Linked DNA regions of Homo sapiens: all the other regions are linked to region 3. A link is a contact called in ENCODE Hi-C or POLR2A ChIA-PET data. All regions are on one chromosome and are shown on one strand. Each heading gives the region's core, a stretch centred on a gene start or an enhancer-like site at or near the end of the contact. The rest is flanking DNA. Distances are from core to core; before and after follow the strand shown. Region 1 holds the start of GACAT3 (gastric cancer associated transcript 3). Region 2 has its middle 38 kb from the start of GACAT3. Region 3 holds the start of MYCNOS (MYCN opposite strand).

The links. Hi-C counts contacts between places; a loop is a spot of excess contacts on that map. ChIA-PET counts read pairs that join two places held with the same protein, here RNA polymerase II (POLR2A). Pooled maps may share reads with other maps.
Region 1: a map of heart left ventricle shows a loop between it and region 3 (4-fold over the local background). The contact joins the promoter of GACAT3 here to the promoter of MYCNOS in region 3. A Hi-C loop is called at or near these places in 1 of 168 maps with a recorded cell type or tissue (heart left ventricle) and 1 of 50 pooled maps. POLR2A ChIA-PET finds 5 or more read pairs at or near these places in 1 of 52 experiments (H1).
Region 2: a map of dorsolateral prefrontal cortex shows a loop between it and region 3 (7-fold over the local background). The contact joins the enhancer-like site here to the promoter of MYCNOS in region 3. A Hi-C loop is called at or near these places in 6 of 168 maps with a recorded cell type or tissue (Caco-2, Calu3, dorsolateral prefrontal cortex and 3 more) and 4 of 50 pooled maps. POLR2A ChIA-PET finds 5 or more read pairs at or near these places in 4 of 52 experiments (H1 and WTC11).

What each region holds. Positions count from the first base shown.
Region 1 is chr2:16,049,054-16,051,753 of GRCh38, forward strand. It overlaps GACAT3 (gastric cancer associated transcript 3), which reads left to right and starts at 1,374. Exons shown (of 4, transcript NR_126559.1): 1 at 1,374-1,624.
Region 2 is chr2:16,011,311-16,014,010 of GRCh38, forward strand. No RefSeq gene overlaps it. Among named protein-coding and RNA genes, the nearest start is that of GACAT3, 38 kb to the right of the region's middle. RefSeq lists an enhancer at 2,138-2,700. Within about 2 kb of position 1,418, at least 3 of the 41 ENCODE cell types and tissues checked have a DNase peak (open chromatin) inside an H3K27ac peak, as active enhancers do; they include dorsolateral prefrontal cortex and thyroid gland, where a contact is called at or near this core.
Region 3 is chr2:15,940,258-15,942,957 of GRCh38, forward strand. It overlaps MYCNOS (MYCN opposite strand), which reads right to left and starts at 1,428. Exons shown (of 4, transcript NR_110230.2): 1 at 1,275-1,428; 2 at 717-840. MYCN (MYCN proto-oncogene, bHLH transcription factor) reads left to right here and starts at 293. Exons shown (of 3, transcript NM_005378.6): 1 at 293-486; 2 at 1,691-2,597. The coding sequence starts at 1,808. RefSeq lists an enhancer at 1-421.

The DNA.
Region 1 (2,700 bases), core at 124-2,623, 110 kb after region 3:
GTACATGCCACCACGCCTGGCTAATTTTTGTATTTTTTTGTAGAGATGGGCATTTTGCCATGTTGCCCAGGCTGGTCTTGAACTACTGAGCTAAAGTGATCTGCCCACCTCAGCCTCCCAAAGTGCTGGGATTATGAATACTAGTCAATTCTTAAACTGTCTTTCAAATCAATAGTCTCACTGCAGACACTGTCACTCAATACATATTATCAATGCCAACACAATGGGAAACTGGATCCTGCCATTTTCTTGATTAGATAGTAGAGACAGGCTGGATCCTGCCATTTTCCTGATTAGATAGTAGAGACAGGCTAAAGTAGAGTCTTAGCTGTCATTCTGCTGTCGGGGTCCTGCTTCCCTCCACGGAGAATCAAAGTCTGGATGTCAGACTTTGTTCCCTTGGCTGAGGAGAGGGACAGAAGAGACCAGCTTGTAGTCCCTTGCCCTTGGGAAGGAAACTGGTTTTCTGCTCTGTTCAACCATGTTTACTAATCATTAAAGGAAACAATAGATGTAGGCCAAATGCTGGTATCAGATGAGAGGGTTGAGAGTGAGCAGATCAGTGTCGGAGCCTGGGATTAAGGAAGTCAAGGTCAGCAGTGGATCCCTCGGAGGCCCAGAGAAATGGCTTGGTTAGGGCACGTCTGCTACCTGGGGTGGGGGAGGCAGAGATTCGCTTCAAGATGAATCGCATTCGCCTTAGAATTAGAATGCCCTTCCTAGAAAGCCCTTAGAGATTATGTGATTAAACCTCCTTATCTTACACATGGAAAAACTAAAACCTATAGAAGGGACACCTCTTGCCTGTGGTCACCCACAATTAATGTTTTATTCCTCCCAGTCCACACTTGTGCAGTCCTCACATATCTCTGAACAGGGACTGGGTACTTAAATTAGGTAACTGGCAAGGAGGTTTTTTTGAGAAGGGAAGGTGAGGGAATTTTTCGACCTTGTGCCATTGCTTGAGAGGCAGAAGCCAACACACCATTAGTTAAACCCAGACCAAATTCATCAGCTTGTGAGACTCTAGACCCCACACCTGTCTAAGGACTGCAAAGAGCAGTCAGTGTACATAAGAATTCCCTCCTGCCTCCTGTGATTCTCAGCCCTCACCAGCCTGGGCCCATTGGTAAATTTATCTTGAGTTAAAAATACTGCTTCTACCACCAGCACACGCCAAATAGAGTCCTTGAGACACCTATGCACTGAAGCACCTACACGGTGTTTAGCACTGATACGGTACTCTGCCCTTTCTGAGCCTGGTAGTCTGGCTGTCTGATAGGAGCAGGGAACCCACAGATATCATCTACTTCCGTAAAATTCGTTCAATTAATGAGCATCCACCGGGAGAAGAAGGATCATTTTCAGCCTCCCTGACCACAGGCTTTGGTTTCAGGACAATGCAGACTGGGCAGCAGATCAAATAAAGCCATCACCAGCGCATAGGACAGTCTCAAGGGGGTTAACTGTCCCTGTCCTCTACAATTGTTGCTGGGGAGCAATTTGCCCTTGAATCTTCCATACTGTCCCTAAATTGACAATTTCATTTCCTTCCAATCCCGCCCCCTGCCCTGAAGATCTGCTGAGGCTGCGAGTTCCATGTGAGAAGGCAGGAGGATAATAGGTGAGTTCCATCCATCCGTCAGCCATAATGGTCGCGGACACTCCACGCCTTTTGTCTGCTGGTTTCCCTGAGGATGCAGGCTAGGGACCTGGGGTATTTACACTGCCTTTATGTGTGTGGTTTTTAAATCAGCCCTCTTGTTTACTTCCCAGCCTTTACCCAGGCTGTTTACTACCTTTGGAGGGGCCAGGCCACTAAGTCAACATGCATTAAGACCCAACATCAAAATGTCATAATGCGAATGAGCAGAATTCTGAAAGGCCAGGGACATTGGCTGCTCTGTTGGGTCCTGTTTAGTCTGAGGGTAATGAAGAGCTCACAGATGACCTGATTTCATTAAACTAGGTCAGACTCAGCTGAAAAGCGGCTATGACTCTCACCCAGTTATATAGCCAGCTCTTCCTCTCTCCCTGCCTCCCTCCGCCCCCACCCCCACCTCGGGGCTTGAATGCTTTCTGGGAATTAACGCTGAGTTTTGTCAATACAGTAGCTAAATCTCCATGGAATAATTGGACCTTTCCCTTCGGCTTCTGTTTGCGCAGTGGCAAGGCCAGGCATGGGAGAGAAGCGGGTGGACTTTAACGCAGCATGTATGATTCAGTTGTAGCAGTTTGCTTTTGAGCCAGACATTCTGAGTTACAGCATCTTATCTGAGGGCTGTATTGACGGAAGCAGCTGAACTGACTCAAAGAGGAGTTATCATGCAAACAAGGCTTTCAATGTGTCCAGGCTCACCAGCAACACACGGGCCCTCTGCATCTTCAGAAGCCTCCTGGTGGGGAGTAGGAAAGGGACCAGGCAGAGGGTGGAGGCAGGAAGGAGTGGTGTCTGAAGGCTGCTGAGGGAGGAGAGGTGGTCCTCCCCCGTCCCTCCTTGCCAGGGAAAGACTGAGTCTGTGGTGGGCATTCCAGGCAGGCAGAATTCACTTCATCCATACAGAAGAAAGCATTTCTAACAATTAAAACTGTCTGAAGATTGGATGGGCTGTCAGATGAGCTCACTTATACTTTATTAAGCACCTACTATGTCTCAGACTTTATGCTGGGGACCTTGCTCTGAGCTCTGCAACATCTCAG
Region 2 (2,700 bases), core at 168-2,667, 71 kb after region 3:
TGGCAATTTGTTATAGCAGCCCAAATGGACTAAGACAAATGGAAAAGTAAAGCACTCTACCAGCTTCCCAGGTGGGTTTTCATCCGTTTTCACATAATTCATTCCATAAATTAGAGTGGGAGTTTTGCAGACATGGCATCAAAGCACCTGCTTTCTGTAGAAGGTAGTTCAAGGCCAGTGCAACAAAACAAGGTGCTCAAAAGTGATGCAAGGATGAGAGATGCAGGAGCACCAGGGACAGGGTGGGAAGTAGAGATTCCCAGAAGGTGGGGACAGATTGAGGCTCCAGTGTGGTTTGGGGCCATAGTGCCAGATGCATACTTATTTGGAAATAAAAAAGAATTTTTAGGCCCTGTCAAAATGTTTTCTCAACATAGCCTGGCATTAAAATGGTCTTGTTAAGCAAAGACCAACTAACTTTGGAGGAGAGATCTGCTCTGCCATTCACACCAGCTCAACGCTGGGGTCAGGGGACCAAGGCTTTCATCTGGGCTTTCTCTCAAACTTGCCATAAGATCTCTTTTCACTGCATTTCTGTGATTGGCTTTCTCCTCTGTAAATTGAATACCAACTTGCAGAGTGACCGAAAGGGCACATACCCTAATGCTTTGAGCTCCTTGCTTTGTTGTACTGGCCTTGAACTACCTCCTATAGAAACCAGGTGCTTTGATGCCATATCTGCAAAACTCCCACTCTAATTTATGGAATGAATTATGTGAAAACAAATGAAAACTCACCTGGGAAACTGGTAGAGTGCTTTACTTTTCCATTTGTCTTAGTCTATTTGGGCTGCTATAAGCAGTTTGAAAATGTGCAAAGCCTCCTCCATGTGCAAAGCTCTCAGAATGATGGTTTAACAAAGGCATCATGGCCAGGTGAGGTTGCTCATGCCTGTAATCCCAGCGCTTTGGGAGGTAAAGATGGGAGGATTGCTTGAGGCCATGACTTTGTGACCAACTTAGGCAACATAGCAAAACCCCATTTTTACAAAATAATGAATGAGTGAATGAATAAATAAATAAAATAATAATAAAATAAAAACTAAAAAATTAGCTGGGTGTGGTGGTGTGCCCCTGTAGTCCTGGAAACTCAGGAGGCTGAGTTGGGGGGATTGTCTGAGCCCAAGAGCTCAAGGCTACAGTGAGCTATGATGGCACTGCTGCACTCCAGCCTGGGAGACAGAGTGAGATCCTGTCTTAAAAAACAAACAAACAACAACAACTACAACAAAAAGGCGCCTTGGGAGAGGAAGCTCATTCCCAGCAGACCTGTGACACAGCCTGTCTCCCCAGCGAACCCAGACCATTTCCCACTCTGTGGGCAGATTGACCAAGCAACAGCACTTTTCTGTCTTCATCTGGAGTCCCTGGCAGAGGCCACCTCACTGAGGTTCAAGGCAATCCAGACTCTTGGGTAGAGCACACTCTGATGGTGGCACTACATCAGCTTGCACGAGCATGTGGCACAGGGGCCAGGCAGGAGCTGGTGTCTGCAAGGAGCCGGGAAGGGAGGGGCTCCTAGGCTTGCCACGGCTGCAGTCTCCAGGAATGAAAACCTGTCCTGCCAGTTGCATATGTAGCAATTTTGAATGCAAATAGCCACTTCCCAGATTTTTTTTTCTTTCTTCCCAGCAAAACACCCACATCATTTCCTTCCTTTGTTGGGCCCTTCCTGAGACCACTGGCTGGGGGCACATAGTAGGCACTCAATAAATATTTGCCGAGTGCGTGAATGGGTGGTAATCCAGCACTAATCCCCCTCTCTTCAGCTCCCCACCCCCAGGAAGAAATAAAAGATGTCCATTTGTGGCTTGGCCACATTCAGGCAAACTTCCATATTGCTGCCAAGTCCTGCCATCTGCCACCTCCGAGGTGCAGGTGCTGGGCACCCACAAAGCCCGGCCGTGGGCACAAAGGCCCGATGTGCACTGATAATTGCCGAGTGCACAGCCCGCCAGGCCGGCCAGGCTGATGCAAGTTTGCTGGGTCTGCTGAGATTTGCATACAGATGGCCAGTCGGGGCGCAGGGCCGCCGCCACCGCGACAACGCCGCCCGCGCCCCGGGTAGACCGGCCGCAGCCCCTTTAGAAGTGCGGGAGGCTTTGACTGCAGCCGAGCCCCAGAGAGGCCTCATTCTGCCTGTCCTGAATAGTCCGTCATTCAAAGCAACGCTTTGAAATTTGAAAAAGAGAGAGAGGAAAAGAGAGAGAGGAGAGACTGAAAAGCAGAGAGAGAGAAACAGAGACACACAGAGAGACAGGCAGAGACAGAAAGAGAGACAGAGACAGGGAGACAGAGACTGAGACTGAGACAGAAAGATTCAGACAGAGACTGAGAGAGGCTGTGAGACAGAGACAAACAGTGAGAGAGCTAGAGAAAGAGAAGGAGAGCTTGGAGGAAGGGGAAAAAAAAGCAAATTCTTTTCTTTGTGAGACTGGGGAGTGTTGGGCAAGGAGCCAGGGGGCTTCAAGAATGTGAGCGAGGCACCAGGAAGGAGGGGATCTCTGTGGAGACGCAGCTTCGGACGTGTGGCATGCACTCTCCTCCTGGTCATCCGGAGCAAGGGTCTTCAGAGCCCGAGATGCGCGACGCGCAGGAAGCACCAGAGAGGGTGGCGGGAAGAAAAGGCACCTCCATCACTTTGAAATGTCAGAGGCAAGTTGCGGCTGCGTTGAAACTAACAAAAAGAAAACACCTGCAC
Region 3 (2,700 bases), core at 178-2,677:
GCAGCTGGTTCTCAGAGTGCAGCCGGTGCAAGCCCGGGGGTCCAAAAGGGCGGGAGGAGCACACCCTGGGCTTCCCAGCTTTGCAGCCTTCTCTCTGCAAAGAAAAGCAAGTGGCTTTTGGCGCGAAAGCCTTGGCGCCTCCCCTGATTTTTATGGAAATCAGGAGGGCGGGGTAAAGCCGCTTTCCTCTCCTTTCTCCCTCCCCCTTGTCTGCGCCACAGCCCCCTTCTCTCCCCGCCCCCCGGGTGTGTCAGATTTTTCAGTTAATAATATCCCCCGAGCTTCAAAGCGCAGGCTGTGACAGTCATCTGTCTGGACGCGCTGGGTGGATGCGGGGGGCTCCTGGGAACTGTGTTGGAGCCGAGCAAGCGCTAGCCAGGCGCAAGCGCGCACAGACTGTAGCCATCCGAGGACACCCCCGCCCCCCCGGCCCACCCGGAGACACCCGCGCAGAATCGCCTCCGGATCCCCTGCAGTCGGCGGGAGGTAAGGAGCAGGGCTTGCAAACCGCCCGGCGCCCAGGGAAGCGACGAGCGCCGGGGCAAGGCAAGCCCTGGACGGGATTGCGACGTGCGCACCGGGCGCCCTAATATGCCCGGGGGACTGTTTCTGCTTCCGAAACAAAACCATCTCTGGGTTTTCCCAGAAAAGCCAGTTCCAGCCCCGAAGGCATCCTGGCTAGAGGAGACCCGCCCTAATCCTTTTGCAGCCCTTACCGGGGGGAGTAATGGCTTCTGCGAAAAGAAATTCCCTCGGCTCTAGAAGATCTGTCTGTGTTTGAGCTGTCGGAGAGCCGGTGCGTCCCCACCCCAGGCTGGGGTTCTTCTCCAAAGGGTGCCCCTGGAGGAAGAAGAGGGGGGGATTAGGCAGGGCGAGGCCGCCGCGGTCGCAATCTGGGTCACGGCTGCTCCAGCTTGGAGGAGAGGCGGCTCTCCCGGCGACCCTCCTCGCGCGGGCGCCCCTGCCATTCCCGGGAACAGGGGCTCAGCCTCTCCCTCCCTGGAAGAGGACGTTGTCGTGGGTTTGGAAGAGCAGGGGTGGGCTTAGAGAGCTTCCAATTAAGCTATTGGCAGGAGTATCCCTGCAGCGGGTGAATGCCGAGGGGCGTTTGCTCAAATTTGGGGAGGGGAAGGATTTGTGGATATGGGTGTCTGTTGTTGGTCTCTGTCTAGAGAAAGGCTTTTTTTTATTTGCAAAGTTTTCTAAATCCCCTGCTATCATTTGCACTCCTGAGGTTGCATTTTTACAAAGGGGGTAGAAGGTACTCCAAATACCATTCCCGGTAGCTGGGTCGGAGAGCCTGGGGCTTCCCCTGAGCAGCCGGCCCCACACCGCTGCGAGTGCGGTTGTCTGCGTGCTCGTGAGAGCTAGAATTCTGCAGCCAGGAACAGCCCCCTCCCCCAGGCAGTGCCTTGTGTGAATGAAATGGCAGTTTCCAAAGTTGCGGAGCCTCGCCACCACCCCCTGCATCTGCATGCCCCCTCCCACCCCCTGTCGTAGACAGCTTGTACACAAAAGGAGGGCGGGAGGGAGGGAGCGAGAGGCACAACTTCCTCCACCTTCGGGAGCAGTGGGCAGAGTGGGGGGCTTGGAGGGAAGATTGGGGAACCTGGTTAGAGGGGGCGCCCATTGCCTATCCCCTCGGTCTGCCCCGTTTGCCCACCCTCTCCGGTGTGTCTGTCGGTTGCAGTGTTGGAGGTCGGCGCCGGCCCCCGCCTTCCGCGCCCCCCACGGGAAGGAAGCACCCCCGGTATTAAAACGAACGGGGCGGAAAGAAGCCCTCAGTCGCCGGCCGGGAGGCGAGCCGATGCCGAGCTGCTCCACGTCCACCATGCCGGGCATGATCTGCAAGAACCCAGACCTCGAGTTTGACTCGCTACAGCCCTGCTTCTACCCGGACGAAGATGACTTCTACTTCGGCGGCCCCGACTCGACCCCCCCGGGGGAGGACATCTGGAAGAAGTTTGAGCTGCTGCCCACGCCCCCGCTGTCGCCCAGCCGTGGCTTCGCGGAGCACAGCTCCGAGCCCCCGAGCTGGGTCACGGAGATGCTGCTTGAGAACGAGCTGTGGGGCAGCCCGGCCGAGGAGGACGCGTTCGGCCTGGGGGGACTGGGTGGCCTCACCCCCAACCCGGTCATCCTCCAGGACTGCATGTGGAGCGGCTTCTCCGCCCGCGAGAAGCTGGAGCGCGCCGTGAGCGAGAAGCTGCAGCACGGCCGCGGGCCGCCAACCGCCGGTTCCACCGCCCAGTCCCCGGGAGCCGGCGCCGCCAGCCCTGCGGGTCGCGGGCACGGCGGGGCTGCGGGAGCCGGCCGCGCCGGGGCCGCCCTGCCCGCCGAGCTCGCCCACCCGGCCGCCGAGTGCGTGGATCCCGCCGTGGTCTTCCCCTTTCCCGTGAACAAGCGCGAGCCAGCGCCCGTGCCCGCAGCCCCGGCCAGTGCCCCGGCGGCGGGCCCTGCGGTCGCCTCGGGGGCGGGTATTGCCGCCCCAGCCGGGGCCCCGGGGGTCGCCCCTCCGCGCCCAGGCGGCCGCCAGACCAGCGGCGGCGACCACAAGGCCCTCAGTACCTCCGGAGAGGACACCCTGAGCGATTCAGGTAAAGACCGAACTCGGGTCCGGCTGCCTCCCTGGGGCACTGGACCCCGGGTCGCGTCCCCTTTGTTAGTGCTCGTATGTCTTGGCCTGGGGAGCATTTTGGA